Regions from separate parts of the Homo sapiens genome. Here all the other regions are linked to region 2. The links are chromatin loops, found by intact Hi-C in ENCODE. Cell type or tissue: GM12878. All regions are shown on one strand. Links, peaks and the distances in the headings refer to the core of each region. The heading gives the core; the rest is flanking DNA. Region 1 overlaps LOC105374459 (a long non-coding RNA gene). Region 2 holds the start of LOC105374458 (a long non-coding RNA gene). Region 3 overlaps LINC01317 (long intergenic non-protein coding RNA 1317).

Region 1 (10,460 bases), core at 2,891-6,890, 140 kb after region 2:
TTTCTGTTCTTCTGCCTGGACCACTCTTCAATCAGGTCTTTCAATAACCCATTCTTCCTCATCAGTCAGGTTTCTGCTCAAAACCCGTTTCCTGTGAGAGAAGCACTTGTTAAACCACTATGTCTAAAAAAAATAATCTACAGTTTACCCTGTGCCAGTCAACATCGAGTCTCTGTTACCTTCTCTGCACCTGTTTCAAAACCTGTACTCTGTAATTGTTTCTATGTTTATTCTGTCTCTTACCTCAGTAGAACATGAGTTCTATTATCATGTGTACTGTCTTCCCCAGATTCTAGAACTCCATGTGAAATATAATCAATGCAAAATATTTGTTGAATGGACAGATGAACATCTTTTAATACCTATTTATTTTTAGAATATGTGACTGTCATTTTCCCCATCAGTTACAAACTTCTTCATGGTCAGGCTAGGCAATGTCCCCTCCCCTTGTCCCTCTTCCCCACAGAAAGCTGGGCAATCCAGCTCACTCCTTTAGATCCTCTCCATTTTTGATTCCTTGAACATGTATTAACTCTTTTTTTTTTTTTTTCTGAGACGGAGTCTCGCTCTATTGCCCAGGCTGGAGTGCAGTGGCACGATCTCAGCTCACTGCAAGCTCCGCCTCCCAGGTTCACGCCATTCTCCTGCCTCAGCCTCCCAAGTAGCTGGGACTACAGGCGCCCGCCACCACACCCGGCTAATTTTTGTATTTTTAGTAGAGACGGGGTTTCACCATGTTAGCCAGGATGATCTTGACCTCGTGATCCGCCTGCCTTGGCCTCCCAAAGTGCTGAGATTACAGGTGTATTCTCAGCACCCGGCCGTATTAACTTTTTGTGGGGGAAGAGCCTGGCTATTTAGAAGTGTCTGTTGTTTTTGTTTGTCAATCAGTGGGAAACCTGATTCTATCGGAATAATAAGACAGATGTAAGACATTATTTGTTTGTTTCTACTTCCTATGTGCCGTTCAAGGAGTAAGGTTACTATATAAAGGTAATCTTCCCAAGAACATAAAACATACTATATCAGGAAAAGATTCTTTGTTCTTTACCTGGGTATAACAACCGGGAGAAAGAAGAAAAGCAAGTAAGTGTTTTTCAGCCTTTGGGGAGGCATGGTATTCAATTGATTGGTTCTTATAGTTTAGTTATTGCTTCATTAACTATAGTAGACAAATTATTGTGGATTCAAAGCTAAAGACAGACAATACCTTTTATTCCATAAGGGAAAATCTAGTTATACGTTAAAGAGTCTATGTGAGTAATACTGTTATGAAATGTAGAAGAGGACTATTAAATTACCTCAGTAAAGTATTAGTAATAGACAGATGACTTTTTAGGTCAGTAACATTTTTTCCCCATTTTTCTGGAGAATAATTATTTATTCGTTAGGTACCTTTGGTAACTATTTAAGCACTACTTTCTATTTCAATTTTATATTTGCTATATTCTCCATTCCTGTCTCATATAAAATGATTTTTAAAACAAAAATTTGTCATCTACTGCTTGAGTGTATTGGTGGGTTCAAGATTAAAACTTGGAGGTTACCTATGTATACCTGAGAACTCAACAGCTAAATTATGGCTTGTTAGAAAACTTGTTAGCATTTTAAACAATTTTCCCAAGTATAAATTCAGAGAAAATCAATTTACTTTCTCTTTTTTAATCTAAGGCTCAGGTTGTAATTTTGTAGTACCCAGTATCTCTCTGAAGTCTATGGTATATTATTCCACTTCTTTCCTAACTATGCATTTCATACCTACCCTTTGGAGTTGATCTTGAAAGAAAATTAATGGGCTCCTTATTCAGTATTGCAGTGTTTCAGGTAGCAAATGCATGACAGCTACTTAACCAACCCCTGAGTAGCCAACCAGTGAGTATGGCGTTAATGATTTTGGAGAAAGTTAACTAAGTGCATCTATCACTTTGTCATGTGTGGTAAAAGAATACATCAATCAAAGGTTAAGAGGGAACTGTCTTTGCTTCAGTCTGTGGGTACTACTAAAATCTGTTACAAAAATCAATAGAACAGGTATGGTAAGCTGCATTTATGCTGATTAAATAAAACAAATGGAAAAACAGAAGGTAGGAGGCTGGTAATATAGCTCCTAGAATAAAGCAGAGGTCAGTTTCCTGATATAGGAACCATCCTTATGAGCTTGATATTCCGGAGAAGTATTTCCACTGTCAGTGTCTTATAAAGGTTGAACCAGTAACCTTGTTTTCACAGGGCTATTTAACTGGATACCAGGAGAAGCAAATTGCTGATCCAGTCATGGATGTTTTACCCCATTATTTAGTTCCACTCTACATGGAATTTATTTGGAAGATTCTCAATGCACTTGCATTCAAACATAAAGACCTAATGACTCTCATTGCAGCAGTATTCCTCTTGTATTGTTATTTTCTTAACTTCGGATTTCCTCCATTTCTGCACTTTTTGCCATCTGGAATTTCATTTGCAAGGGCAGATAAGGGGAAAAGAATGTAATAAGAGACGAGGAAAAATATAAGCCCTTGCTGAATGATTGATATGAATGAAGGAACTGATGGAATAAATAACAAAAATAAAAAGATCCAGGACTACTCTCAGTCTCTGAAGCAGGTATGAAAATTGTAAGAACAAGGGAAGACTATAATTTTGGAATATAGCTGTGAGTTAATAAAAGCTAATGATAAAGAAAATAAGTTACCTTTCTTCACAGAAGGACAAAATGATGATTCAGTTACAGGAGAACAAGAATTGAGGCCCACCTCCAAATAATTACCAAGTAAATACAAAATTCCAGGTGGGCATGGTGGCTCATGCCTGTAATCCCAGCACTTTGGGAGGCTGAGACGGGTGGATCACCTGAGGTCAGGAGTGTAAGACCAGCTTGGCTCAAATGACGAAACCCTGTCTTTACTAAAAATAAAAAAATTAGCAAGGCATGGTGGCACACACCTGTAATCCCAGCTACTCGGGTGGCTGAGGCATGAGAATCACTTGAACCTAGGAGGCAGAGGTTACAGTGAGCCAAGATAGTATCACTGCACTCCAGCCTGGGCAACAGAGCAAAACTGTCTAAAAAATACTTGAAGATATATATATATTCAAATATATATATCTGAGAAAAAGTGATTGATAGGTATTCCCTCACGCACACCTAATAAAGTGCATATCAATACAACATTTCTGGAAAACAATTTTGTAAGATTTTTAAAAAGCCTTAAATTTCTTAATATCCTTTGACTCAAGAATTCTCATTCAAGAAATCTATCTGAAGTAAATATAGTGAAATTAAGGAAGAGAACAGGAAACACACTTAATCAGTCTTACTTATAATCATCAAAATGTTGAAACAACTTAAATTTGCAACAGTAGAGAAATCTTTTGATGAATTATGGTACATCCATTCAAATGTATTCTTGGAGAATAAGACATAGAAAATGATTCATTATTAAATGTTAGGCTAATAAAATAAACACTGTACAAAATTCCATGTATATTATAATTACCATTTATATGTGTGTGCATGTCTGTATATTTGCTTAGTCATATTTATGAGATAGAAGCCTCTGGTTTTCATTTGTTAAAGGAATTCTGAAAAATAATTTCATTGTTGACTGAAATGGAAATTATTAGAGAAAGCATACTGTGATGCTGTGAAAAGAGGTTTGGAACTTCAACAAACTAAATTTAATTTGTTTCTTTTCATGGCAGAAATACTTAGGACTTATTGAATTTTCTATGTGTGTTCCCTCCCTTTTGGTTAGGTGGGAGCCCTGGCGGTAGCTATGGGTCCAGTTCAAAGGATTATGAAATGCACTGCTTTCACATCAAAAAGGTAAGCACCTGTTTGTGTCTCTGCCATCTTCCTCTTCCTCTGCCAATGTGTCCTTGGAGGCTGTGTGTTCCAGGTAGTATCATCATAAGATGGGAGGGTAGTCCAAAATACACGGGGCTGGAACATAAGTGAGAATTAAACTTGCTGTTTTAAGCCAGCAAGATTTCAGGGATGTTCCATGCCTACGGCATATCCTACCCTATCCTGATTACTACAGTGCACATTACCCAATAGCTCTGTGAACTTGAGACAGTTATTTAATTTTTCTAAACCTCTATTCCCTCACTTGTATATCGAGCCATGAGGCTGCTGACATATCTCATAGGACTGCTTTCAGAAGGTAGTAAAAAAACATAGAAAATGATTGTACAATAGTTCTGGTTGAGTGTAAATTTCCTTCAGGCAAAATAATCAAATCTCATTTTTCTTACCTACTTCTTACAGTATTTTACTCCTTCATACATATGACCCTTTAGAATAGAGAACAATCACTATATGTTCAATAATCTGTTAAAAATTTGCTGAGAGTATTTAAAAATATATAAAATAAAGCCTCAGATTTGGGAGCAGGTTAATATAAGGAAAAACAAGAAAAGGAAGACAGAGATAAAGATGAAGTAAAACCTGTGTGATCTCTAAAAGTAGAGTTTCGTCAGCCACATAAAATAAAAGATAAAATCTCACATTGTTTCAAGATTGGCTTAAAAATAACCATTACATATTTAAAATGAGTTAGAGCCATGCTTTTGTATTTGTCAGAATAAATCAACTCATAACATGCTATGTATAGAAAATAACACAGAAAGCTTTTTAAAAAATTTCAAGAAAAAAATGTATGTGGAGGGTGCGGTAGTAGCAGTGGGAATTAGCAAATTTACAGAAAACAACAAAGAGAAGAACAATAACAAATAGCAACCACCACTGTAGCCACAGAAGTCATTACCACACTCTTGCATGCTGGCCCAAATCGTTTTAATAGTAGACTTTTCTCTGGGGTTATAAGCTCCATTAACAGAAGCTACGATATAACTTTGAAACTATCTGTATTACCTTCAGTAAGTTATTTTCTTCCCCTGAACCCCACTACATAAAGCAGCAAACCCCTGGTTGGTTAAGCAAGCACTAAAATTTTGGAAATGTAATAAATGCATCTGTAAGATTTCCAAGATTCCAACAATAATCCCAAAGGGAAAATATACTGAGCCAATCATTTTGGTACTGCATCACAAGGCACTGAATAGAAAAGTCAGTAAAAGCATCCGAGCACAGAGAAGCAAGCTGTAGTCAATATCAGATTTTGAAGTGGACTGTCAGATAAAAAATCAGCTAGATTTACTGAAATTTACTTCCTAATATCTGGAGTTTAGATTGCATGGAATTCAGCGCATACATCCAGTCTTATTTAAATTTCTTTTTCCTTTATCCTCTCTTTAACCTTCTTCATCCACTATAATAAGCTATTGGTATTATAGCCATTTCAAGAAAAATAGTCCAGTCTGAGTTATAATTGGTCACTTCATATCAAAAACTTATTGTAGAAATGAAATTCAGTATCACCCAATTCACACAGTGACATCTAGTCAGGCTTAAATAAAATCACTTATTTGACAGGGGGAAAAAGAAGAAAGAATAACCAGTGTTTGCTGTTGACTTTATATTCCTCCACAATTCTCATCTGAAAATTACAAAGCTTCTCAATATATATCCATAAATATTGGCTAGTTAAGCCCTGTTATGTATAGAAAGTACTGCTATCTGAATCAGAGAGCCCAGCCCTTCCACCAGCATAGGACAGTGATAGGTCACAGCCATTGGAAGAAGATAGGCCTTTACATTGAAGCTTTGCTTTGATCCCTTAAGCAAATCCCTTAGCGCTTGTGAAATGGGGATGATTTTGCCTTTGACTCCTGTGAGGCACATCTCATGAGACACAGTTAATACAAATAACCTAGAATAATTATTATCAGGAGATGTGAAACCTTTTCTCTTAGTCATATTCCTCTCAGTGTAGAATGTTATTTCTGTAGAGGGTAGCTTTTCCTGCCCCTCAAATTTCCATGTTACTTCAGATCTTCAGTTTGTAAATTAGAGATCTAATTCAAGTAGAAACACATTTCTTTTTATTCCTTCAGGTGTTCTGATATTTATTTAAAACTCATGAATGAAAACAAAAATATTCTGGACGTGCAAACATGTAAAAATATGTACAGTACCTCCCCACAAGGAGTTTATACTCTTATGAGGTAACAAGCCAAAAACACAGAGAACAGCTGAGAAAGTAACATAAAATAAGTCCATTCTGAAGGAACGACTAAGGGGAATCCAAAGGAGCTGGAATCAGCTGTGAAGATCATCTTTCTGGGGATAGTCAATCTCGAGAGCTTAGGAAAGTGACTGATAGAAGAGAAAGTGCATGTCTCTCTCTTGAGGAGCAATTCTTTGCATAGCTGTACTGCATTTCTTTTTTCTATAAATTATGGAGTAGGAATAGTTAATTTTACCCATCTCTGGGACTTCTCTAGGTACAAAGAAAAAATACTGTGTTGTACTCCAAATACCTCCAATTGCCCCCTACCCCATGAATTAAAATACTAAACATTAAAGCAGAAATTAAATGTGAAGAGTATAAAGTATACTCTTTCAAAAATCTCAGAACTGTCTAATAGGAAAAGTTAGAACAAAAAATATGGCTGCAGATGAGAGGCTTAAAAATAAAAAAGCTGAGAAAACAGCCAGAAAATAGACAAAATGTGTTCACAAAAAATTGAGCCATAAATAATGAAATGACATACAACAAGGTGTCAAAGGAAAAATGCAGAAACAACATAACTTGAATATTTTTTTTTCTTGCTTGCTTTTTTTTTTTTATTATACTTTAAGTTTTAGGGTACATGTGCACATTGTGCAGGTTAGTTACATATGTATACATGTGCCATGCTGGTGCACTGCACCCACTAACTCGTCATCTAGCATTAGGTATATCTCCCAATGCTATCCCTCCCCCCTCCCCCCACCCCACAACAGTCCCCGGAGTGTGATATTCCCCTTCCTGTGTCCATGTGATCTCTTTGTTTAATTCCCACCTATGAGTGAGAATATGCGGTGTTTGGTTTTTTGTTCTTGCGATAGTTTACTGAGAATGATGATTTCCAATTTCATCCATGTCCCTACAAAGGACATGAACTCATCATTTTTTATGGCTGCGTAGTATTCCATGGTGTATATGTGCCACATTTTCTTAATCCAGTCTATCATTGTTGGACATTTGGGTTGGTTCCAAGTCTTTGCTATTGTGAATAATGCCGCAATAAACATACGTGTGCATGTGTCTTTATAGCAGCATGATTTACAATGAACTCCAACAAATTTACAAGAAAAAAACAACCCCATCAAAAAGTGGGCGAAGGACATGAACAGACACTTCTCAAAAGAAGACATTTATGCAGCCAAAAAAACACATGAAAAAATGCTCATCATCACTGGCCATCAGAGAAATGCAAATCAAAACCACAATGAGATACCATCTCACGCCAGTTAGAATGGCGATCATTAAAAAGTCAGGAAACAACAGGTGCTGGAGAGGATGTGGAGAAATAGGAACACTTTTACACTGTTGGTGGGACTGTAAACTAGTTCAACCATTGTGGAAGTCAGTGTGGCGATTCCTCAGGGATCTAGAACTAGAAATACCATTTGACCCAGCCATCCCATTACTGGGTATATATCCAAAGGACTATAAATCATAACTTGAATATTTTAACTACAGTGAAATCTTTGGAAAATTTAACCAACAGGAAAACATTCCTGGAAATTAGCATTTCTGAATCTGAAAACCTTGAGCCACGGTTAGGCTCTCCATAGAAAAAAGTTACTGTGGTTATGCAGGTTTGAGAATCTGTGCTTTCTTGATTGAAGCACTTTCAGAACCTTTAGTCAGTCAATACGCGTTATTGTAAATCTCCCAAAGGTTAAGAGTAGCCTAAAGAGTTTCCAAAATTATTTGAGCAAAGAATTCTAGACCCAAAGAAAATATTTAAAAACATCTTGAGGAACAGTAAGATTCTTTGGAACATAGTTTGGGAAGTACACCACTTAACACATGTGCAGTCAAAGTCTGTCAATATAGCAAATCTATGTTGAGTGTCTTAAACTGGTGGAAAGAATTCCTTAATTTGCTCACTGTCAATCACATAACAGAATTGTTCTGTGTCCAGATAATTTACTCTACCTGTGTTTTCTTTGTAAAAAAATAATATAGTTGAACTGTCCCTTAGCCCCTACCTACATTTCCAGGTTCAGGATAGCCCAATGTATTCAGCAACACTGTGACAAGTGCACTTAAGGATAAATATTTGGCCATTCTCTGCTAATGTTATTGTAGTCATGATATTAAATTGGCATACTGGTGGGGCAATGGGATGAACAGCACAGGCTCATTTATAGAACTTGAGAGGTATAAGTCACCTTAGAGATGTTCTAGTCAAACTCTCATTTTATAAATGTATTGAATACAAGTGGTAAAATGACTTTTCCAAGGTCTCATGTTCAACTGATGGAAATCATTCTCCCCAGTCCAGTCTAGTCCATGATGCCTTAAGCAAAAACAAACAAAAACTCCTTAGTTTTTTGTTGTTTTTTTTTTTAAAGAAAGGAAATAAATACGTCTGTTTGACATTTTTTTTTTCTTGAGACAGAGTCTCACTCTGTTGCCCAGGCTGGAGTGCAGTGGTATGATTTTGGTTCACTGCAATTTCCATCTCCCATGTTCAAGCGATTCTCCTGCCTCAGCCTCCCGAGTAGCTGGGACTACAGGCACACGTCACCAAGGCCTGCTAAATTTTTTTGTATTTTTAGTAGAGACAGGCTTTCGCCATGTTGGTCAGGCCAGTCTCAAACTCCTGAGCTCAGGTGATCCTCCCGCCTCAGCCTCCCAAAATGCTGAGATTACAGTTGTGAGCCACTGTACCTGGCCAACTTTATTTTTAAACTAGTTTTTAATAAGCCTAAAGAAAAAAAAATATGAATAGATTGTGATTCTTTCTGTATTTGCTCACCTGTTACCCCCAAAAGCATGCCCAATGTGTAGCATATTATTTTATACCCAATGGGTTCTCACTAAATGTTAATTAAATGACTGTGAACATGTGAATTCGGAGACTACACAATGAATAAAGTGATTGTTTACTTTATGAAATGATTCTTCCCATTAACATAATCCCTTTTATGGTCACCTCACCTGCTATGCTGCAAAAAGCAGAAACCATATGCTGCGTGCTAATCTTTGGGGCCACAGCAAGGCCAAAGCAACATTTCCTCTGGCAGCTGCATTAAATCCCCTATCCCAGACTTCTTATAAATTCTGACCACTGAATGTGTAAAAGAGTCACTCACACTTGAGTCTGAAAGAAGAATGCAGTTGATGAGAATATTTGTACTCTTCCTAGGCCAATGATGGAGAGCAGAGACAGAACTCTTTTCATAAAGAAGCTAGAAAGGGACTAGATTTTCAGCATATACTATGAGTACATGAGCTTGACAAATAAAGTTTTGGTGTTTTGCTTTGTTTAGCTGCTAAATTTAGTGTTATAAAACTGTCTTCAATGTTTGAAAGCTGAGGATTGGATCTATGTCATCTGAATATTCAACACTTAACTACTTTTTGAGTTAAACAGAAAATGCCTTTTTCCAGTTGGATACATTTTTAAATGGATTTTTTGTTCAAATGTTTTAGAAATATTCATCCACATATTGAAATTTCTTCCATAACTTTACTTTACATCAAGAAGATTGAAAGCCCAAGTAAATGACATGACAATGAAAATGGAAATCTGGTTAGTAATTTAAACTTAGCATGTCTGAGTATAATGTGATTACATCAAGTCTTTTGATGATATAGTTATTAAAAGATTGGCACAACAAAACTGGAAACTTTTTGCAACTTAGCAAACATTCACTGAACAACTTTTTTTGTGTAAGTTCTGTATGTAGTATTCTGCTATGAATTCTTCTATTGCATGATACAAGCATGGGATGTGTTTCCTCCTCTCAGAACACTTATACAGGTTATTATGTATGTGATTATGTAGTATGAAGTGATATAAAGGTGACATGCACATGAATGACTAAGAGAAAATAAAAATTATGAAAGAATCACATGGTAATACACATTGCTATAGAGCAGAGATTCTTCAAGAAGTTTTCACTAAAATGTGCCTGGAAGCATGAATAACAACTCAACTGATAGAGCAAATGAGAGAGCAGAACACTGCAGTTAGGAGTATTACAGTAAGAAAGGGAGAATAATAAAAATTATATTTACACACAAAAATCAATGAATATACGCACCACATTAATAAAGGGCTAAAATTATATTATCACATCAATAAGATTCATAAAAAAATTTGACAAAAATCTGAAACGTGATAAAAAATTCAACAAAATAAAAGTAAAAGGAACTTCTTTGATCTGATCCAAGGCATCTAGAAAAACGTGTACTTAACATCATTCTGAATGGTCAAAGACTGAATATCTAACATCAAAAGTAAAACAACAAGGTCCACCTTGGTCTCCTCTATTCAATATTGCACTTGTGGTTCCAGCTAGGGAAATTAGGCAAGAAAATGAAATAAGAAGC
Region 2 (10,460 bases), core at 2,826-6,825:
ATATTTTAAAACGTACTAGTTTTCATTTATTGAAAGCTTTAGTCTGTGCCAATGTTCTATCTTATATATTATTTGATTCAATCTTTAAAAAAATCATAGGAGATGAGTATTATTATTATCTTTATTTCATAAGTGAGGCAAATGAGTTGAAAGAAAGGTATAATAGATAACTTGCCTAATTCTCAAGAAGTTATGCAATTATATTTAGTCTGCACAAATATTCATGTGATAATAATGTTTTGAATAAAGATAATATGGTAAGCTCTGTGACTCAGTATATGACCATAAAAATAAAGTCTTTTGGGGTCATTTCTGAATGCCCATCTGCTTTGATTACTTTGGCTGAAATCACTGCCAGACTCTGATAGACTAGCTCACCACGGTATTTCCTTTTCCAGTTCAGAAAATGCACTAATTTTAATTAACCTACTCTTTCAGTCACCTATTTCCTAATTTATTCATGCTATAAATATGATTTATTCTACAAGTTAGGTATTTCAGAAAGCATTGCCTTGATTATTAAATGTAATACTACTAAGTCTGTCTCCTGCATATTATGATTTTTAATTGATTGCACATTATTTTTTAAATTTTATTTCATCAAAAATAAAATCATTCCTTTTGAATATATAAAATCAGCTCACAACTAGTTATCTCTGCCTGCAAGTGCTTTTCATCTATGGCATTAGCTAGTTACCTAAGTGGCTCTGGATCACTTGATACATTCCATTTTAAAACTTTAATCATGTTTTTAGACAATATCCTAAAATACGGATATTTCCAACAAATTTTATTTTCTAGATTTAGGAAATGCTGTGACAGTGTTCTTTAACATACTACCCATATCAAAAGAGATAAGATTTTTATGCATGGCTTTTCTTTTCTACAGACAATAGCTTTTTAAATAATAATCTGGAAATTTACCCTGCTGACTGCCTTAGTCATAAGGTATATTATTGGCATAATATATTTTTCAGAAGAGGCATTCAATTAGTTTTTAGATTAAAAAAATGTTAAGGGAAATAATAAATGACCATGCCAATCCTTTCTATTTTCAAATAGCTGTATTGTGATTTGGGACAGTTCTGTGGACTCATAGTTAAAAGTTCCCATTTCTTTCTTTCTAGCTACACCTACATGCACACACACATACAAACATTCATATGCAAACACACATATAAACACACACAAATACAACAATATATATTCAGAGATAGCTCTTTCCCACTCTATGTATGCATGTGTGTATACAAGCATATATGCATACACATGAAAAACTAAAACTGAATTTGATAGAAGCATGAATATACATTATTGAACAAAGGAGACAGGATGGTGGAATTAAAAGGGTTTCATCTCAGTGCTTTCCTAAGTATAAAATGCATATATTTATAATTTTTACTTATCGCAGGGTAAACATAAAACTGATTCATTAAAACATGATCTTTTTTAAGAATTCAAAGGACATAGAATGTTGTGAAATCTAGTATTTTTACTTAAGTGCCTTTTTTCTTTCTAATTCCACCTCCCAATCTCTTATTTTATAAACCAGTTGATACTTAAGTGGTTACTCGGCAGATGATATATCACTTACACATTTTCTATGTAGTAAACATTCATGTGTATATATATATATAATTTTATATTATATAAAATATAATTTTATATTATATAAAAATATTTTTATATAATATATATTATATTATATAAAAATATATATATTATATATATATATATATATATATAAATTCATCCAACTACTTTGTTGGAATGATTCCTATGGATTGAAACTGCCAGGGCAAAGAATATGCAAAATCTATATTTTGACTAAATTTCTCATGACAGGAGTAAATTTTCCCAGTATTTGAGAATTCCTCATTTCCTACAGCCATACAAACATTAGGTATCAATATTTGTAAGCATTGATAATATAATTTATAATGAAATTGCCTTTTATCTATTAACATTAGGCTATATCATCTTTACATAACCTTATAAGTCATTTGTGCTATTTCATTTTCCTCTTTTTCTTTTTCATTTCCCTTGTAAAGTTAATCTCTTTGTTACTAAGAGCTCATTTATGATTAAGGATGTTAACATTTTGTCAAGCATTTTAAATATTATGTTTCTCCCATTATTTTACTGTGGTGTTTTATTTTTTGGCTGTACAGAAATTATATATTGAAATATAATCGTGTTCTGTTCTTTAAAAACATGAATATACTTCAAATGGTAATCGATGGATTAAAGTCTTGCATTTTAAATATTATAAGCCACATTCAATGATTTGTTTGATTAATCAGACAATGTTCTTTGGCTTTATCACTTCTCTTTCTCTCGCTCTGCACAGCATATTTGTTCTGCATTTGCACTGCCTCTTAAGATATCAGTTGTAAAGTTACATTCCAACTCTACAGGCACACAGAATGAGAGAAGTAGAGCCTACACAACTGCAATGACTGTAATTTTATAATTTTGGCTGTCATGATCCTGTCTTGAAACCATAATTAATGCAATAGATTTGTTAGTTTCTCTCAGGGGTAAAAAGAAAGATCTAATTGAAACCTTGTAAAGCAGCTTCATAAGTGAAATGGAAAGGGTATTTGCCTTTTATCTCCCAGCCCCACCTTGACATAGTCACAGATTATTAATGTTTCATAAAAATGTTGTAAATCTTTATGTTAGTATCACTACAACTGGTGAATTTAGGTCAGTAACGACAACTGCATCTTTAATTGCTAATGTTTAATAGCATTTCATTTCTGGAATCGCAAGCTATAGATTCTGAAAATGACTCTACAGTTGGTCATAGCCATTTTATAATTCTCAAGAAGTTTTGCACCAGCATATATAAATTTAAGACAAAAGAAATATTTCATATTCTAATAAAGTAGCAAGTTGATTCATAAAAAATAGCAGTGACATCTAGATAAAATAATAAGCACACTCCTCCTTCTCCCACACTGACTGGTATCACCCTTTGAACACTGTGAATACGGCATGTTGAAATCTTAGTTTTAGATACGAAAAATACTATCTTCTCCTTTTCCTCTTCCTCCTTTTCCTCTTCTTCCTCATTTCCTTGTTCCTCCTCTTCTCCTGATGCTGCTGCAAAATAGGACAACCTGAATTCTGAGCTATGCTTATATTGTCTAATTGAAAAAGTATTACCTGTTATCGGCTGACTTATGGCACTGATTTAAATCTCTCATCATCAAATAATTCCATGAAGTTACTCTAGGATGTATTTACTCAACAAATATTTACTGAACACCTACTATGTGCCTAACTTTAATATTCATGATGACTAGGCTTAGTATATGAGACAGACTTAGCTTTTCTCTTTATGGAGCTTATCTTCATAATCACAGTTTAAAAAAAAGTTGACTGATAAGTATTTGGTTATTAACTTATAGCTTAACCTCAAAGGGACTAAGTGTCCAGTGCCAGTATATCAAGTGACTATTAAGGATATTATTGGTGCTACTAATTATAAATTGGGAATTATCAACCTATCAAATAATGAAGTTGTATAGGCACAATATAAATCCACCATATGATAGCAATGACAAAAATTAGGCCTACAGCCTAATCAGAATTCAGAGACATGAATTCAGAGATGACAAGTAAGTTACAAAAAGAGGTGACCAAGACTCCAAGTACCAAATTCTGTTGTTCCAGTATCTCATCCTCAGCTCACAGCTATGACTTCATATGGAATTCCTTATGTCCAGCCTGTGGACGTAAATCTGGCCCAGATTTATGAAGAGGCTAGTTACTATAAACCAATGTATTGATACCAGCCAAAAATAGAAATGGCTTCAGAAAACAGCATTGAGGGAAAATCTTACTAATGGACAGAATTTTGAACAAAGCTTTAGGTTATCACTTTGACGTAGAAGAAGACGCTTGCACTGAGGGTATTAATAAATTTTGGGGCAGAGATGAAAGACCTAGTTTCTTCGTCAAGAACCAGCTGGGTGCGGTGGCTCATGCCTGTAATCCCAGCACTTTGGGAGGCCGAGGTGGACAGATCACAAGGTCAGGAGATCGGGACCATCCTGGCCAACATGGTGAAACCCCGTCTCTACTAAAAATACAAAAAAATTAGCTGGGCGTGGTGGCACATGCCCGTAGTCCCAGCTACTTGGGAGGCTGAGGTAGGAGAATCACTTGAACCCAGGAGGCAGAGGTTGCTGTGAACTGAGATTGCACCACTGCACTCCAGCCTTATGAGAGAATGAGACTCAGTCAAAAAGAAAAAAAAAAACAGTACAGAGTAAGACTGGAAGAGCAGACATTTGAAGAAAAGTATGCAGATTTTACTATGAGAAAGTAAATAAAATGTGAGGATTTTTGTGTCTCATGGCGGTGCCCACCAACATTCATCACAGAGAAAGCACAGACAACTAGGTTAGAAAGACTCATCTAACAGTGGCTAGCCACCCTTTGACTTCAGCCACTCCAGTGCTTGCATATAATCCCACAATTGTAGTTGCCAGCATTGGAGAAAGTCAGGCCACAAGTGGGACCTTCACTATGGGCTCCTTCTCACTAAGCGGCCAGTGCTGCTACTGAATGTGTGACCAGTCAGAAATTTAGACCAACACTGACCCCTTGATATGACACTGGTTATTAATTTATTGTCTGTAAACTCCTAGTTCACCTTTCTTTGACCTGATCTGTGATACTGGCCCTTAATCCCGTGAACATTTCTCCTTTGCCAGCTGGTGCAATGTTAAGCTTTGTCAACAGGGGGCAATGGAAGGACATTGAAAGGTTATAGTAAGAGGAAGGGGCTTCTCTCCTTGGTACTGGTGTACTTTTGTTTTCCTGTGATGTAGCTACTAGGAAATTAGTGTGCCAGAGACCTAGTGGCAAACACTCTGTAGTAATTTTTTGACCACCCCACACGACTTTTCTACCCAACAATCCAAGCCCACATGTTCCAGCAAACTTCTTCCCCACTGATCTTTTGCATATTTTTGGGGTAGCAACACTCTTTCTAATAAGATCTGATTCTCAGGCTGGGGGATGGTGTCTCTTCTAAGTTCTTATTCCTTCCTTGTTCTTGCTCTCTCAGTCTTACATGTACAACACTCTTTCACTCCTGTTAGTAGTTAATAATACCTTACATTAATTTTTCTTGTTTAAATTGTTGCTATGATTTCTATGTCCTGACTGGATCCAGATTAATACGCATGCCATCCCCTCAAGGAAACCAACCAGGTACTTTTTGGCTAATTGACTACAACTAGCTGCCTTCCATGGTGGCAGAACAATGATTCATCTTTACTGAGATTCTTGCATTTTCTAGATGAAGGTTGTGTTTCTATTTTTCAGTGTCTTGGACAATAACACTCTCTGAAGGCAGTCAGAGAAAAAATACACATGACAAGTTAGGCAAGGAAGACTTTATTCAACACTATTGCAATAGATGAAAGAGATTGGACTCAACTCTAGTAAAACAAAAGACAGGAGAGTTTTTAAGCACTGTGGTGAGCTGGTGGAAAGTACTAGACATTTTAGTGGGAAAGTGGGTCAGTATGATCAGCCCCTCTGTGTTTGCTAATTGGTGATTAGTTTACTGAAGTTAGGTTCCAACCCTCCCACAGAGACTAGGAGATTGGAGCACTATCTTCTTTGATGATTGTATTTCAAAAGGATGACTCCCAGGACCTCAAAGTCCTGGACTGTAAACCTTGCAAGAGGCTGGAGAAAATTTACATCTGTTTTCCAATGTAAATTTTCTAAGAAAAGAAAGGTGAGGAGTCTGTGGTCAGGAAAAAACCTAACTGTCAAAAGTTTAGTCAAGTTTTGATCAGGGTTCACAGAATAACTGATTTATTGTCATTGGATCCCATACCATGTCACCTTGGATCAAAGAGCTCCTTTTACAGAAAAGGAAGTGAGCACGGGATCCTCCAGTCCCCCCATATCCCTCATCACTTAGAAGCTGCTAGACTAATAGAATATTAAAATGGCCTCTTAAATGTATAGCAGAATACCAGCTTGTAGTTGATGCCATTCGTTGAGTTCTGTGATTCAAGATGTGGAGTCTAGTTGAAGCCATGGCCATTACATGATTTTATAGGCCTGATAAATAGAATAAATAGATCTTGGAAACAGTGGTTCTTCTCATCACACTTCCAGGGATCCACATAAGGAATTTGTACTTCCTGTAACTATAACTTTAAGCTCTGCTGGAGGGGGTCCTGGTATCCAGGGGGAATTCCAATAAATAGATGACATAGTAAAAGTTCCACAAAACCTAATTGTTGGACTGCTGCCTAATTATCTGACGCTTCTCCTGCCAAAAGACCAGCAAGCAAAACAAACAAAGTTACTATATTAGCAAGAATAATAGAACTTGATTATCATCAAGAGCTAGGAATGCTACTACCTGATGGGGTTAAGAAGAATTATGTCTAAACTTTAAGATAGTCCTTGGGGAATCTCCTGGTGTTACTGTCATGCGCGTCCATGTGAAGAGAGTCCACCAAACAGGCTTTGTGTGAGCAACAAGGCTGTTTATTTCACCTGGGCGCAGGTGGGCTGAGTCCAAAAAAGGAGTCAGCAAAGGGTGGTGGGATTATCATTAGTTCTTATAGATTTGGGATAGGCGTACAAAGTACATTCTCAAGGGTGGGGAAAATATTACAAAGTACCTTCTTAAGGGCAGGGGAGAATATATCGTATCAGTTAGGGTGGGGCAGGAACAAATCACAATGGTGGAATGTCATCAGTTAAGGCTATTTTCACTTCTTTTGTGGATCTTCAGTTGCTTCAGGCCATCTGGATGTATACGTGCATGTCACAGGGGATACGATGGCTTAGCTTAGACTCAGAGGCCTGACAGTTACCATGTTGAGTGATATCTGTTAATGGGTAATTATAGAAAGCATGGCCTTACAAGGGCATGCTATTCTTTCTTTCTTAAGTTACCATGTTGAGTGATATCTGTTAATGGGTAATTATAGCAAGGATGGCCTTATAAGGATATGCTATCCAGTGGCACAGACTTCTGAATGATTAAATTCTATATTTATCTACTGGATAGGCAACCCATAACAGTGAGAGGGCTGGTTGAGAATGAAGGGAATGTAAAATTGGAGAAAGAGGTGGAGAAATACTAAATATAAATTTCAGCTTCAGAATCAATGAAGCAGTGCTGACTATAGTCCCACCTCTTCTATTGTGTTTTTTTCAGTGAAACACTGACCAACTGCCACATGAAGAAACAGTGATAGATTAAACTTAATACCAGACAAGCGGGGATCTGGTTAGGGCAAGGAGTAAACTGTAGCAGAAGCTCTTGGTGCCCCATCCATATCTCTACAGCCCTTATCATTTAAGTGCATAATAATTAGTAATTACTTTGGAGGGCAGGTACAGATAAAAAGGCATAATGAGGGCTTTTGGTGGGTTGAAAATGTTCTCTTTTTAGATCCAGGTATTGGTTGCACAGGGGTGTTCAGTTTGTGAAAATTTAATAAACTTATGTGCATGTGTGTGTCTGTACAAAATTAAGGAAAGCAGAATGGAGTTAAAATCAGAAATATTGTTCTAGAAGTTATCAGGTTTAACCAGGTTTTACAAACAGCCAATTTTGTTATTTAAATAATCAAAATATTTCCTTTAACATTTATCATGATTTCAACTGAAATACTTTATTACAGCCAGGAAACTGATTTCTATTGTATCATTATTTCTTAGGTAGTTCTGTTGTATTTAAAACTCTAATGTCCATACAATAGCGTCAGAATGCTTTTTTTTAAAACTCAGTTAAAATGCATGCCAGGCTTGACAGGTTATGATTCAAAACATTAAATGTATCCTTCAAATTAATTTCTGTGATATTACTTTGAAATGCTTTAAAACTGGCTTTCGACTTTTTAATTTCATTACATAAATCAAAACAGTCAATATTTCTTGGATACTTACATTCTCATTATATCCCCTTTCTTCTTCCTTCTTCTTTGGACTATTTTTTTTAATTCAGAAAAAAAAAAATCTTATCTTTATACCTTAACATCAGATGGTAAACCATTTTATTTAATATTCAGCCTGGTTAGAGATTTGAATGGCTATAATAGTTGGGGAGAGGTGGTAATAGTAGAGACTGGAAGATGCCTTTTTTCAGTTTAATATCAAGGTCATGTTGTTATTATCAAACTTGGTTGCATAAGGCAATTTTTTATGTTCATAAACTCTATTTTGATAAATCGATCCACTCATTCAACATTTATAGAAACAAAACTATTACAACCAAATAGGTGGATCCTGCTCTCAGAGAACTCATTGTCTAGCTACATTTTGGGATAGTGTGTCCTGAACCCCATTAGGGTGTAGCATAAGCTTGACAAAGGTAATCTAACCAGCCTTATTTTTCTATTCTCGGTCAATATTCTGTCTCTATACACAGACTAAAGATAAGTATGGAATGAGAGTTCCTACATATAGGTTATATGGTAAAATTTGTGGAATATGCAAAGAGATAAATGAGATGTATTTGCTTTACAGCATTCACCAGGGCTTAGAAGACCCTGTGGCACCTGAAAGTGAATGTGCAATTGGATTGGAGTTATGCTGCAACAATTAGCTGCTCAATTGTGTGTTTATTACATATACCAAGATCACTTAAATAACACTACAGGTAAGACTTGAAGATTTAACCTAAACTATATTCTCTCACAACAATTTGTGAACTGACTAGTTAAGGAAGAATAGAAGTGAAAGCTGCTGAGAATTGGAAACAATGATTTCATTCTTCCCTTTCAATCTTCTAGTTAAGTGTTTCTCATTTGCTGGTGAATACCCCAGTGTGAATGCTTCCAGGAGAATTACTTTCTGACTGCCAAACTGAGTCATTATTTTGAATAGCTTTACCTTGCTAAAATGTTTTAATTTACATCTAGAATGTTCCTACTACTGAAGTTGCCCCAAGGCTAGTCAGAAGAGGGCTGTAAGAGTTTCAGAATTTAAGTATTTCTCAAAAACATCACAAACCGAAACCTGAGAACTATAGAAAATATGTAATGCCTTTTTAGGCAAAATTCATCCCAAAGAATTTTTACAGGATTGAAATTCACCAGATAATTGTTTCTTTTTCAACAATGAATAAAACAGATGAAACAGCTAAAGAATAATCTTAAAATTAAACTCTAACTAAGCTATATGACTCTTCTTTCTTATTTAGTGTATTCTCCCCGAATTTAATGTCAAAACACTAAAAAAATTATTGTAGAATTATTGACCCAATTTGTCCTATCAAGATAATTTGTTGACTCTTTAGTAACTAAATTGGCTCAACCATACCAAAAACATGTTAGTTTCTCTGTCATTATGAAACCTAAAACCATTGAATTAGCCCACAGAGTCTTATTCAGCATAGACTTGCCTAAAGCCCATATTGATTAACAGCTACATTACATGTAAACAGTTTTGCCCTGTGGATAGTGAGTTACTCTAAGGAGGACTGTGATATTTTATCAAAAGTTAAGAGCATACAAAAGACTATTTGCAATATATGCCCAGTGGTTCTCAACTGATACAACTTTACACCTCCAGTGCTCTCACTCATGGACATTTGACAATATCTGGAGACATTTTAGGTTGTTGCAACTGGTTAGCATCTAGTGGATAGAAGCCAGGAATCTTGCTAAATATCCTACAGTATAAGGACAGTCCCCCACAACAAAGAATTATCTAGTTCAAAAGGCAATAATGCCAAGGTTTAAAAAACCCTGTTATATACCTCTTGTTGAAGATGTTTTATTTGGATTATAAACATACAAGTAATAATTTATATATTTGCTCCTATGCTTTCAACTTTTAGGTGACATATTTTATTTAAGCAAATGCAGAATATTTAATGAGCTTGAATAAAATTGTTTCTTAAAATGGAGAATATTTATTAAACCACTTAAGTTCAAAAAGGCAATTAAAAAACACAAGGTTTAGGCAAATAGAAATGAGTGATATTTATATCCGAAGCTTTCTTGGAAAAGCGACCAGGCATAAGCTAACTGGAAGGATATTGAGAAGATTAATTTGATATGCTTTGTGAAATAGTTTCTTAACTCCTCTTGGAAAAGCTGCCCCCATGTAAGGAGATATAAAGGTGATGATCTCCAGCACTATTCCCTAGAAGCAGAGAGTGTAGCTTAGGTGAAAGCAAATGCTTGACTTCCACTTTCTTCATTTCAACAAATAAATTAAGGATCTACTGGAAAAACAATCTAAAGACTTGATAGAATTAAAAGAAAAAAAAACAAAGAAAAAACAGAAGGGGAACGAAAGGAAGGAAGGAAGGGAGGGAGGGAAGGAGGGAGGGAGGGAGGGAAAGAAGAGAAAGAAAATTTTTTTTAAAAAAAGGAAAGGAAAGGAAAAAAGTGAGAGAAACAAGGAAGTCCCAACCGTTAATGTTAAGTCTCTGTTAGTGAGAGACAGGACTAGCT
Region 3 (10,460 bases), core at 2,082-6,081, 470 kb after region 2:
AAGTTTCTATTGACATATCTTCAAGCTCACTGATTGTTTTCTGAGTCATGTCTAATCTAGTGATGAACCTATCCAAGGCATTCTTCATTTCTGTTACAGTGCTTTTTATTTCTTGCATTTCCTTTTGATTTTCTTCGTGGAGTTTTCATTGTTCCCAATGCTTATATCACACATCTATTCTGGAATATTGTCAACTCTTCCCACTAGAACCCTTAATGTATTCATCATAGTTATTGTAAATTTTCTATCTGATAATTCTAAAATCTATGTCATACCTGAGTCTAGTTCTGATCCTTGTTTCGTCTCCTTACTTAATTTTTTGTTGAAAGCTGAACATAATGTGTCAATTAGCAGAAACTGAGTTAACTAAGTTTTTAATGTGAGGTTTTTACATTACACCTGGCTAGGAGCTTAGTGGTATTTAATGTTTGCAGTGAATGTAGATGCAAGAGTCTTCAGTTTTGTCTAGTTTCTTTGTTCTTTTGTTTGCTTGTTTTTTACCTCCTGTTGTTTTGGGGTTTCTCTCAGACCTCCTTCTTAAACTGAATCTGTGTCTTGCAGTTCTGTCAGCTGTAATCTACTGCTATACTGGAGCCCTGTTGATGTGGTACAAACAGAAGCATTCTATAATCTTATGACTGAATCTCAGCTTTTTAGTGGGCCAGAGTCATTTACTAGCCATTTTTCTTTCTTCTATGTAAGAGAGAAAAGCTCGAGGAGGCTATAGTTGTCTAATTGTCCTTGCTTCATGTCAGATAAAATTCAGGTAAAGTGGTTTCCTTTGGGAGGCAGGCATTTTTATGGAGAATTTTCTAGGTGTATTTAAAACTGTCTAATTTTACCTTTTTCTTGCCCGAAAGAGAGGAGATTTTGTTCTCTGATATTTTCTGTGAGAACCTAGTGGGGCCTAGTTTTAAGAGGTTGGGGGGTCTCATCCTTTCATGGGTCTTACCTCTAGTAAAACCTTTGTCAACACTTGGTATTGTCAATTGTTTTAGTTTTAAAATTGTTATTATAGTGAGTGTAAAGTTATATCTCATTGTGGTTTTAATCTGCATTTCTCTAATGATTAATGATGTGAAGGACATTTATTAATATTTTCTCCAAAACTAGGCCCCCAGAAATTCTAACCATCAAGTTAGTCTACACTCAGACTCCAGCAATTCCTCAAAATTACCATAGAAGTGTTACCACTTGTTTCTGCCTCCAAGAGTTTCTGCTTCACTCTAGCTGATCTCAACTGTGATTGCATTCAGGTCACTCATCTTTCCAGAGTGGTGGTTTGCTCTGTGACCTCAGTTATCTGATATCTAGAAGAAGTCATTAATTTTTACTTTGTTTGCTTTTTTTCTCATTGTGAGGACAGGAGAGTAATAACATCCATGCTCCTTACATGTCAGATCTTAAACCAGAAGTCATCAACTGATTTTTGACAAGTTGCCAAAGTAATTCAATGAAGATACCTGTCATTTGAACAAACAACTAGAATTCTATATGAAAAATAAATGAATACCAAACAGTACCTCATCCAAGAAAATTAAATTAATTGAAAATGAGTCATGAGGTGAAACATGAAAACTAAAAATTAAAAATATTTAGGAGAAACATAAAATCCTCATAATTTGAGGCAGGTAGAAAATTATTAGAAATGGCACCACAAAACTCAAACTGTAAAAATATATTGAAAAATTGGACTCTATTAAAATAAAAAATATCTGGTCTTCAGAAGACGCTATTTGATATTTTTAACACGGCATAGACTGTGAGATATATATTTGAGAATATATATATGTATATACATACACATACACATACAAAAAGAACTCATGTGGTTCAAAAACAAGAAAAATAGGGACTTGGCTAGAACAAGCACTTTATAAAATAAAATAGACAAATGGTAAATAAGCAAACACTAAAGATGATCAATATCATTAATTAGGGAAATGCAAATTAAAACCACAATGATATATAACTTTACACCCACTATAATAAAAATTTTAAAAGTAAAGGGCAATACAAAGTGTTGACAAAGATTTTGAATAACTGAAACTATTACATATTACTGTTATGGATGGGGGTGTAAAATTCCACAACCAGTTAGGGAAACAGTTTGGAAATTTCTTACCCATTAAAAAATACACCTTCCATATGATTCAGCAATTCCTTTCATAGTGTTAAAGAGAAATGCAAATATTCTTCAAGAAAAGTATTTTTACATAAATACTTATAAATGTTTATAAAAACTTTATTCACAAAAGCTAGGAACTAAAACCAACCCAAACATCCATCAACAGATGATTTAAAAAATAAGCAAATATTCACATAAGTACATAGCCCACAGAGCCTAAAAAGCAACCACACAGTAGAAAGTATAAAGCAACCAGCTAACAAGTTCATGATATGATCAAAAGGTCACGTATCAATATTAATGAGGAATGTAAATGGCTAAACACCCCCAAATAAAAGGCACAGAGTTGCAAGGTGGAATTAAAAAAAAAAAGACCCACCCATCTGTTGTATTTGAGAGATCCATCTCAAATATAACGACAGCCATTGGTTTAAAATAAAGGGGTAGAGAAAGATCGATCATGCAAATGGAAAACAAAAAAGAACAGTGGTCACTACTCCTATATCAAACAAACTTTAAACAAACAACAATTAAAAAGGACAAAGGGCACTGTATAATGCTAAAGGGTTCAATTCAACAAGAATACTTAACTATCCTCTATAGATACATAGCCAACATTGCAGCACCCAGATTAATAAAACAAGAACTTCTAGACCTATGAAAAGACTTAGCTACAAAATAATAGTGGAGGACTTCAACACTTCACTGATAGCATTTGACAGATTACCAAAGCAGAAAACTAACAAAGAAATCCTGGACTTAAATTTGACCCGTGATCAACCAGACCTAATAGACATCTACAGAACACTCCACCTGTCAGCCACAGAATACACATTATCCTCACCTGCACATGGAACATACTCTAAGATTAACCACATGCTCAGCCGAAAAGCAGGTCTCAATAAATGCAAAAAAATTGATATAATGCCAACATACCCTCAGACCACAGTGGAATAAACATAGAGCTCAATACTAAAAAGATCTCTCAAAATCTCAGAATTACATGGATATTATTATTATTATTTATTATTATTATTATTATAATTATTATTATTCAGACAGGGTCTCGCTCTGTCGTCCAGGCTGGAGTACAGTGGCATCATCACAGATGACTGCAGGCTTGACTTCCCCAGTCCAAGCAATCTTCCCACCTCAGCTTCCCAAATAGCTGGCACTACAGGCACATGCCACCACTTGACTAATTTTTATATTTTTTATAGAGACAGGGTTTCACCACGTTGCCCAGGCTGGTCTCAAATTCCCGGACTCAAGCAATCCACCTGCCTCAGCCTCCCAAAGTGCTGGAATTACAGGCATGAGCCACCACACCCAATTACATGGAAATTAAACAACCCAGTGACATTTGGGTGAATAACTAAATTAAGGCAGAAATAAGTATTCTTTGAAATAAATGAAAACAGAGACACAACATTAAAAATATCTGGGATGCAGCAAAAGCAGTGTTAAGAGGAAAGCCTATAGCACTAAATGCCTACCTCAAAAAGTTAGAAAGATTTTCAAATTAATGATCTAACACCACACCTAGAGGTACTAGAACAACAAACTCTAAAGTTAGCAGAAGAAAAGAAATAACTAAAATCAGATCAGAACTGAATGAAATTGAGACCCAAAAATGTATACAAAGAATCAATAAAATCAAAAGTTATGTCTTCGAAATGAAAAACAAAACCAAGACTGCTAACTAAATTAGCAAAGAGAAAAGAGAGAAGATCCAAATAAGCATCATCAGAAATGACAAAGGTGACATTAACACCAATCCCACAGAAGCACAAAAGATCCTCACAGACTATTATGAACACCTCTATGTACACAAACTAGAAAATCTAGAGGAAATGAATAAATTCCTGAAAACACATAACCTCCAGAGATTGAATGAGAAGAAATTGAAACCTTGAACAGATAATTATAGAGTTCTGAAAATGAGTCAGTAGTATATAAACTTACTCACCAAAAAAGCCCCAGATCAAATGGACTCACAGCTAAATTTTACTGTACATACAAAGGAAGAACTGGTATCGATTCTATTGAAACTATTCCAAAAAATTGAGGAGGAGGGGCTCCTCTCTAACTCATTCTACAAAGCCAGCATCACCTTGATACCAAAACCTGACAAAGGCACAATGAGAAAAGAAAACTACAAGCCATCTTCCCTAACGAACATAATAGGGTTTGTGCTCCAGTGAGAATCTAATGCCGCCGCTGATCTGACAGAAGGCGGAGCTCAAGTGGTCATGTGCCAGTGAGCACAGCTCACCTCCGGCTCTGCGGCCTGGCTCCTAACAGGCAAAGGACAGGTGCCAGTCCATGGCCTGGGGGTTTGAAACCCTTGTTCTAAAGGTAGAGAAAGATTCAGATAACCAGCAAGGCAATAAATAACTCGACAACATGCTTCCATGGAAAGAAGAAATCTATGATGAAAATTAAATCAGGATAAGGGAATAGAAAGTGAATCTATATGAACTTTAATCAATTTTGATAGAGTGATGAAATAAGTCTTTCCTGGGGCAGTAACATTTGAACTAAACATTGAATGGAGTGATGATGCCAGCCTCATAAATATTTTAGGTAAAAGCCTTCTAGGTTAAGACCACAAGGATAGAAAGTGGTGGCATATTCCCATCACAGCAAGAAGGCCCAAGTGGCCAGAGCAGCATGGGCCAGGGCAATGATGGGAAATGAATCTGGAGAATTACTCTGGCCCAGACCATAAAGGCCCTTGTTGACTGTATTAACAGTTTGGATTTAATTTGTTAAACCAATGGGAAGCTATTTGAGGGTTTTGAATAGGGGTTATTATAGCAACGTGAGCTGATGTGGGACTGAGAGATAAAGCAATGAAAGTCTAATACTAGAGAGACCAAGTCAAAGACCACTGACAGGGAAATTTTTGATGGCTGGGACTAGGGTGGTAGAAATATTTATTGGTTTAACTATATTTTACTCCTTGTGCTATTTCCCACAAATTTCTAATTTACTTTTTGATTTCCATTTTAACTGCTAGTACTTTAACCTAGGTTCTCAACTCTTGGTTCTTAAATATATTATCTGATTATTATTACATTGTCATAGAATATAACAGGTTTTCCTGATTCTATTCATTCATAAATTCAATCCCTCCAGCATGCCACTAGTACTGATTAAAAGTTACTTATTACAATTCCAAAGAGAGCTTTCAGTTCAAGATACATTTCTTCATTATTCTAAGAATACTCATATTCATTTATGTCTCTGTCTTTTCTCAAATGCGGGTTCCTTATCTCAAAGAGAAAGCCATTTCTTATTTATAATTGAGATGTCTTTCAAGGTCCAATGAAATTACCTTAACCTCCCTTCCAAACTCTCTTACCAAGTTCTTTGATCTTCTACAGTAATTATTATCTGTACAATTCATCCCAAACTGAATTGTATGTTACTTTGTATTCACTTATTTAATTATTCATACATATGTTACTTAAATAGCTATTTAATTTGAAAAATGTTTACTAAAAAACCTATTATGTGCCAGGTATTTTGCTTTATTTCTGGGTTCTCTATTCTGTTCCATTGGTCTGTGTGCCTATTTTTATACCAATACCATGTTGTTTGGTTGACTATGGCCTTATAGTATAGTTTGAAATCAGGTAATGTGATGCCTCCAGATTTGTTCTCTTTGCTTAGTCTTGGTTTGGCTATGCAGGCTCTTTTTTTGTTCCACATGAATTTTAGAATTGTTTTTTCTAATTTTGTGAAGAATGATGGTGGTATATGGATGGGGATAGCATTGAATTTGTAGGTTGCTTTTAGCAATATGGTCATTTACACAATATTGATTCTACCCATCCATGAGCATGGGATGTGTTTCCATTTGTTTGTGTCACCTATAATCCCTTTCAGCAGTGTTTTGTAGTTTTCCTTGTAGAAGTCTTTTGCCTCCTGGGTTAGGTATATTTCTAAGTTTTTTTGTTTGCTTGTTTTTGGGTTTTTTTTTTTTTGGCAGCCATTGTAAAGGGGGTTGAGTTCTTGATTATATTCTCTGCTTGGTCACTGTTGCTGTACAGAACAGCTACTGATTTGTGTACATTAACCTTGTATCTGGAAACATTGCTGAATTATTTTATCAGTTCTAGGAGCTTTCTGGAGGAGTCTTCAGGGTTCTCAAGGTAAACGATCATATTGTGAGCAAACACTGACAGTTTGACTTCCTCTTTACCTATTTGGATGCCCTTTATTTCTTTCTCCATCTGATTGCTCTGGCTAGGACTTCCAGTACTATGTTGAAGAGGAGTGGTAACAGTAGGCATCCTTGTCTTGTTCCAGGTCTCAGAAAAAATGCTTTCAGCTTTTTCCCATCACTATATTGGCTGCGGGGTTTGTCACAGATGGCTTTTATTACATTTTGCTAAGATTTTTAATCATAAAGAGATGCTGGAATTTGTCAAATGCTTTCTCTGCATTTATTGAGATGATCATGTGATTTTTGTTTTTAATTCTGTTTACATGGTGTGTCACATTTATTGACTTGCATATCTTAAACCATCTCTACATCCCTGGTATGAAATCCAATTGACCATGGTGAGTTATCTTTTTCATATGTTCTTGGATTTGGTTAGTTAGTATTTTGTTAAGGATTTTGGCGCCTGTGTCCATCAGGGATATGGGTCTATAGATTTCTCTTTTGATTATGTCCTTTCCTAGTTTTGGTATTGGGATGATGCTGGCTTCACAGAATGAATTAGGGAGGGTTCCCTCTTTATCTTGTAAAATAGTGCCAATGGGATTGGTACCAATTCTTCTTTGAATGTCTGGTAGAATTCTGCTGTGAATCCATCTGGTCCTGGAATTTTTTGTGGTTGGTGAGTTTTAAATTACCACTTCAATCTCACTGCTTGTTGTTAGTCTGTTCAGGGTATCTAATTCTTCCTGATTTAAGCTAGAAGGGTTCTATTTTTCCAGGAATTTATCCATCTCTTTTAGATTTTCCAGTTTATGTGTAAAGGTATTCATAGCAGCCTTGAATGATCTTTTGTATTTCTGTTGTTTCAGCTGTAATATTTCCATTTTGTTTCTTAATGAGGTAATTTGGATTTTCTCTCTTCTTTTCTTGGTTAATCTTGCTAATGGCCTGTCAATTTTATTTATCTTTTCAAGGAACCAGCTTTTTGTTTCATTTATCTTTTGTATTTCTTTTGTTTCAATTTCACTTAATTCTGCTCTGATCTTGGTTATTTCCTTTCTTCTGCTGGGTTTGGGTTTGGTTCGTTCTCATTTCTCTAGTTGCTTGAGGTGCGACCTTAGAATGTCAGTTTGTGCTCTTTCAGTCTTTTTGATGTAGACGTTTAGGGCCATGAACTTTTCTCTTAGCACCTCCTTTGCTGTATCCCAGAGGTTTTGATAGGTTGTGTCATTATTGTCATTCAGTTCTAAGAATTTTTAAATTTCCATCTTGATTTTGGTTTTGCCCAAATGATGATTCAGGAGCAGGTTATTTAATTTCCATGTATTTGCATGGTTTTGAAGGTTCCTTTCAGAGTTGATTTCCAGCTTTATTCCACTGTGATCTGAGAGAGTGCTTGATATAATTTTAATTTTCTTAAATTTATTGAGGCTCATTTTGTGGCCTATCATATGGTCTATCTTGGAGACAGTTCCATGCGCTGTTGAATAGAATGTGTATTTTGCAGTTGTTGGATGAGATTTTCTGTATATATATTAAGTCCGTTTGTTACAAGGTATAGTTTAAATCCATTGTTTATTTGTTGACTTTCTGTCTTGATGACCTGTCTCGTGCTGTCAGTGGACTATTGAAGCCACCTGCTATTATTGTGTTGCTGTCTATCTCATTTCTTTGGTCTATTAGTAATTGTTTTATAAATTTGGGATCTCCAGTGTTAAGTGCATATATGTTTAGGATTGTGATATTTTCCTGTTGGACAAGGCCTTTTACCATTATATAATGTCCCTCTTTGTCTCTTTTAATTGCTACTGTTTTAAAGTTTGTTTTGTCTGATATAATAGCTACCCCTGCTCACTTTTGGTGTCCATTTGCATGAAACGCCTTTTTCCACCCCTTTAAGTTTATGTGAGTTCTTATATGTTAGGTGAGTCTCCTGAAGGCAACAGATAGTTGGTTGGTGAGTTCTTATCCATTCTGCAGTTCTGTATCTGTTAAGTGGAGCATTTAGGTCATTTACATTTGATGTTAGTATTGAAATGTGAGATACCATTGCATTCACTGTGCTCTCTGTTGCCTGTGTAACTTGTTTTTGTTTTTTGTTTTTGCTTTTTAAATTGTATTTTTGTTTTATAGGTCTTGTGTGATTTATGCTTTAAAGAGGTTCTGTTTTGATGTGTTTCCAGGATTAGTTTCAAGATTTAGAGCTCCTTTTAGCAGTTCTTATAGTGGGGGCTTGGTAGTGGCAAATTATCACAGCATTTGTTTGTCTGAAAAAGACTGTATCTTCCCTTCATATGTGATACGTAATTTTGCTGGAAACAAAATTCTTGACTGATAATTGGCTTGAGGAGGCTGAAGATAGGGCCCCAATCCCTTCTAGCTTGTAGGGTTCCTACTGAGAAATCTGCTGTTAACCTGATAGGTTTTCATATATAGGTTACCTGCTGCTTTTGTCTCACAGCTCTTAAGATTCTTTCCTTCTTAATTTTAGATAACCCAATGAAAATGTGCCTAGGTGATGACCTTTTTGTGATGAATTTCCCAGATGTTCTTTGTGCTTCTTGTATTTGGATATCTAGGTCTCTAGCAAGGCTGCTGAGACTTTCCAGAGCATTTTGCATTTCTATAAGTGTGTCCAATGTTTCCTGAGGATTTTTTCTTTATGCTTTTTCCTTGAATATTTCTTTCTTCACTTCTTGCATCGTTTTTTGGATTTGTTTGCTTTGGGCTTTGCCTTTCTCTGCTGCCTCCCTGATTCACTTAATAACTAACCTCCTGAATTCTTTTGCAGGTAAATCAGGGATTTCTTCTTGGTTTGGATCCATTGCTGGCGAACTAGTGTGATTTTGGGGGGAGGTTAAAGAGCCTTGTTTTGTCATATTACCAAAGTTAATGTTCTGGTTCCTTCTCATTTGCTTAGGCTTTGTCAGAGGGAAGGTCTAGTGCTGAAGGCTGTTTTTCAGATTCTTTTGTCCCACCGGATGTTCCCTTGATATAGTACTCTCCCTCTTTTCCTACAGATGTGGATTCCTGTGAACTGAGCTGCAGTGATTGTTATCTCTCTTCTGTGTCTAGCCACCCAGCAAGTCTACCCAACTCTGGACTGGTACTCAGAGTTGTCTGCATAGAGTCCTGTGTTGTGAACTGTCTACGGGTATCTCAGCTGTGGATACCAGCACCTGTTCTGGTGGACATGGCTCGGGGGTGAAATGGACTCTGTGAGGCTTCTTAGCTTTGGTGGTTTAATGTTCTATTTTTGTGCTGGTTGGCCTCCTGCCAGGAGGGGGCGCTTTCCAGAGAGCATCAGCAGTGGTAGTATAGAGAATGGATGGTGGGTGGAGCCCCAGAACTCCCAAGAGTATATGCCCTTTGTCTTCCCCTACCAGGGTGGGTAGGGAAGGAACATCAGGTGCAGGCGGAGCTAGACGTCTATGAGCTCAGACTCTCTGGGCAGATCTTGCTGCGGCTGCTGTCAGGGATGGGGGCTGAGGTTCCCAGATCAATAGAGTTATATAACTAGGAGGATTATGGCTGCCTCTGCTGAGTCATGCAGGTTATCAGGGAAGTTGGGGAAAGCTGGCAGTCACAGGCCTTACCCAGCTCCCATGCAATCGGAAGGGCCAGTCTCACTCCCAAGGTGTCACCCCACCCAACAGCACCGAGTCTATTTCCAGGCAGTGACGATCAGGGCTTGAGAACTTGCCCCAGGCTACCCACCTCCCAGCTGGGAAAGAAAAGGGCTTTGGTTCTTCCTCCACCTGTGGAGTCTGCATGCTGGATTCGCACCCTTTCTAGAGTTCTGGTCAGGAGGCTTCTTGCTGAGTTCAAATTGTTACAAGGTTCAGCTGGAGACTTGCTTCTCCCTGTGGCATTTTACCCTGCACCTCTGGCCACCCTCCTGAAGGATCCCTGTGGTGCCAGGCAGGAATGGCCTGCTTAGGGATGCGGTGAGCTCCCAGGCCTTTCCTGCTGCTACCTCTACCCCTGTATTTCGCTCGGGTCTCTAAAGTGACTCAGCTCCCCATACGGTCAGAAACTTCTCCTGCAAACTAGACTTTCAGTTTCCCCGGGGGTGGGTGTGTGATCAGGAGCAGAGGATCTCCCTTGCCCACTTCTGCAGTTTGGGTACTCACAGTACTTGGGGTGTCCCCCAGGTCG

Evidence for each region. Peaks named below come from ENCODE experiments on the same cell type or tissue, not always from the same donor. Only the 100,000 strongest peaks of a DNase experiment are listed, where the experiment ranks them.
Region 1: a loop joins it to region 2, with 2.5 times the contacts of the local background. A loop is called at or near these places in 1 of 110 quality-filtered maps.
Region 3: a loop joins it to region 2, with 2.4 times the contacts of the local background. A loop is called at or near these places in 1 of 110 quality-filtered maps.

What each region holds. Positions count from the first base shown.
Region 1 is chr2:34,591,437-34,601,896 of GRCh38, reverse strand. It overlaps LOC105374459 (a long non-coding RNA gene), which reads left to right. Exons shown (of 6, transcript XR_001739398.2): 5 at 2,230-2,604; 6 at 3,756-3,827. Among named protein-coding and RNA genes, the nearest start is that of LINC01320, 81 kb to the left of the region's middle. In GM12878, for the core only: no CTCF peak of the experiment used is centred there; no DNase peak of the experiment used is centred there.
Region 2 is chr2:34,733,171-34,743,630 of GRCh38, reverse strand. It overlaps LOC105374458 (a long non-coding RNA gene), which reads left to right and starts at 6,164. Exons shown (of 6, transcript XR_007086277.1): 1 at 6,164-6,514; 2 at 8,524-8,656. It overlaps LOC124907752 (a long non-coding RNA gene), which reads right to left. Exons shown (of 2, transcript XR_007086279.1): 2 at 5,400-6,310. In GM12878, for the core only: a CTCF peak has its summit at 4,753 (motif pointing right); no DNase peak of the experiment used is centred there.
Region 3 is chr2:34,261,034-34,271,493 of GRCh38, reverse strand. The region is part of intron 4 of LINC01317 (long intergenic non-protein coding RNA 1317); the gene reads right to left. Among named protein-coding and RNA genes, the nearest start is that of LINC01318, 200 kb to the right of the region's middle. In GM12878, for the core only: no CTCF peak of the experiment used is centred there; a DNase peak (open chromatin) is centred at 4,173.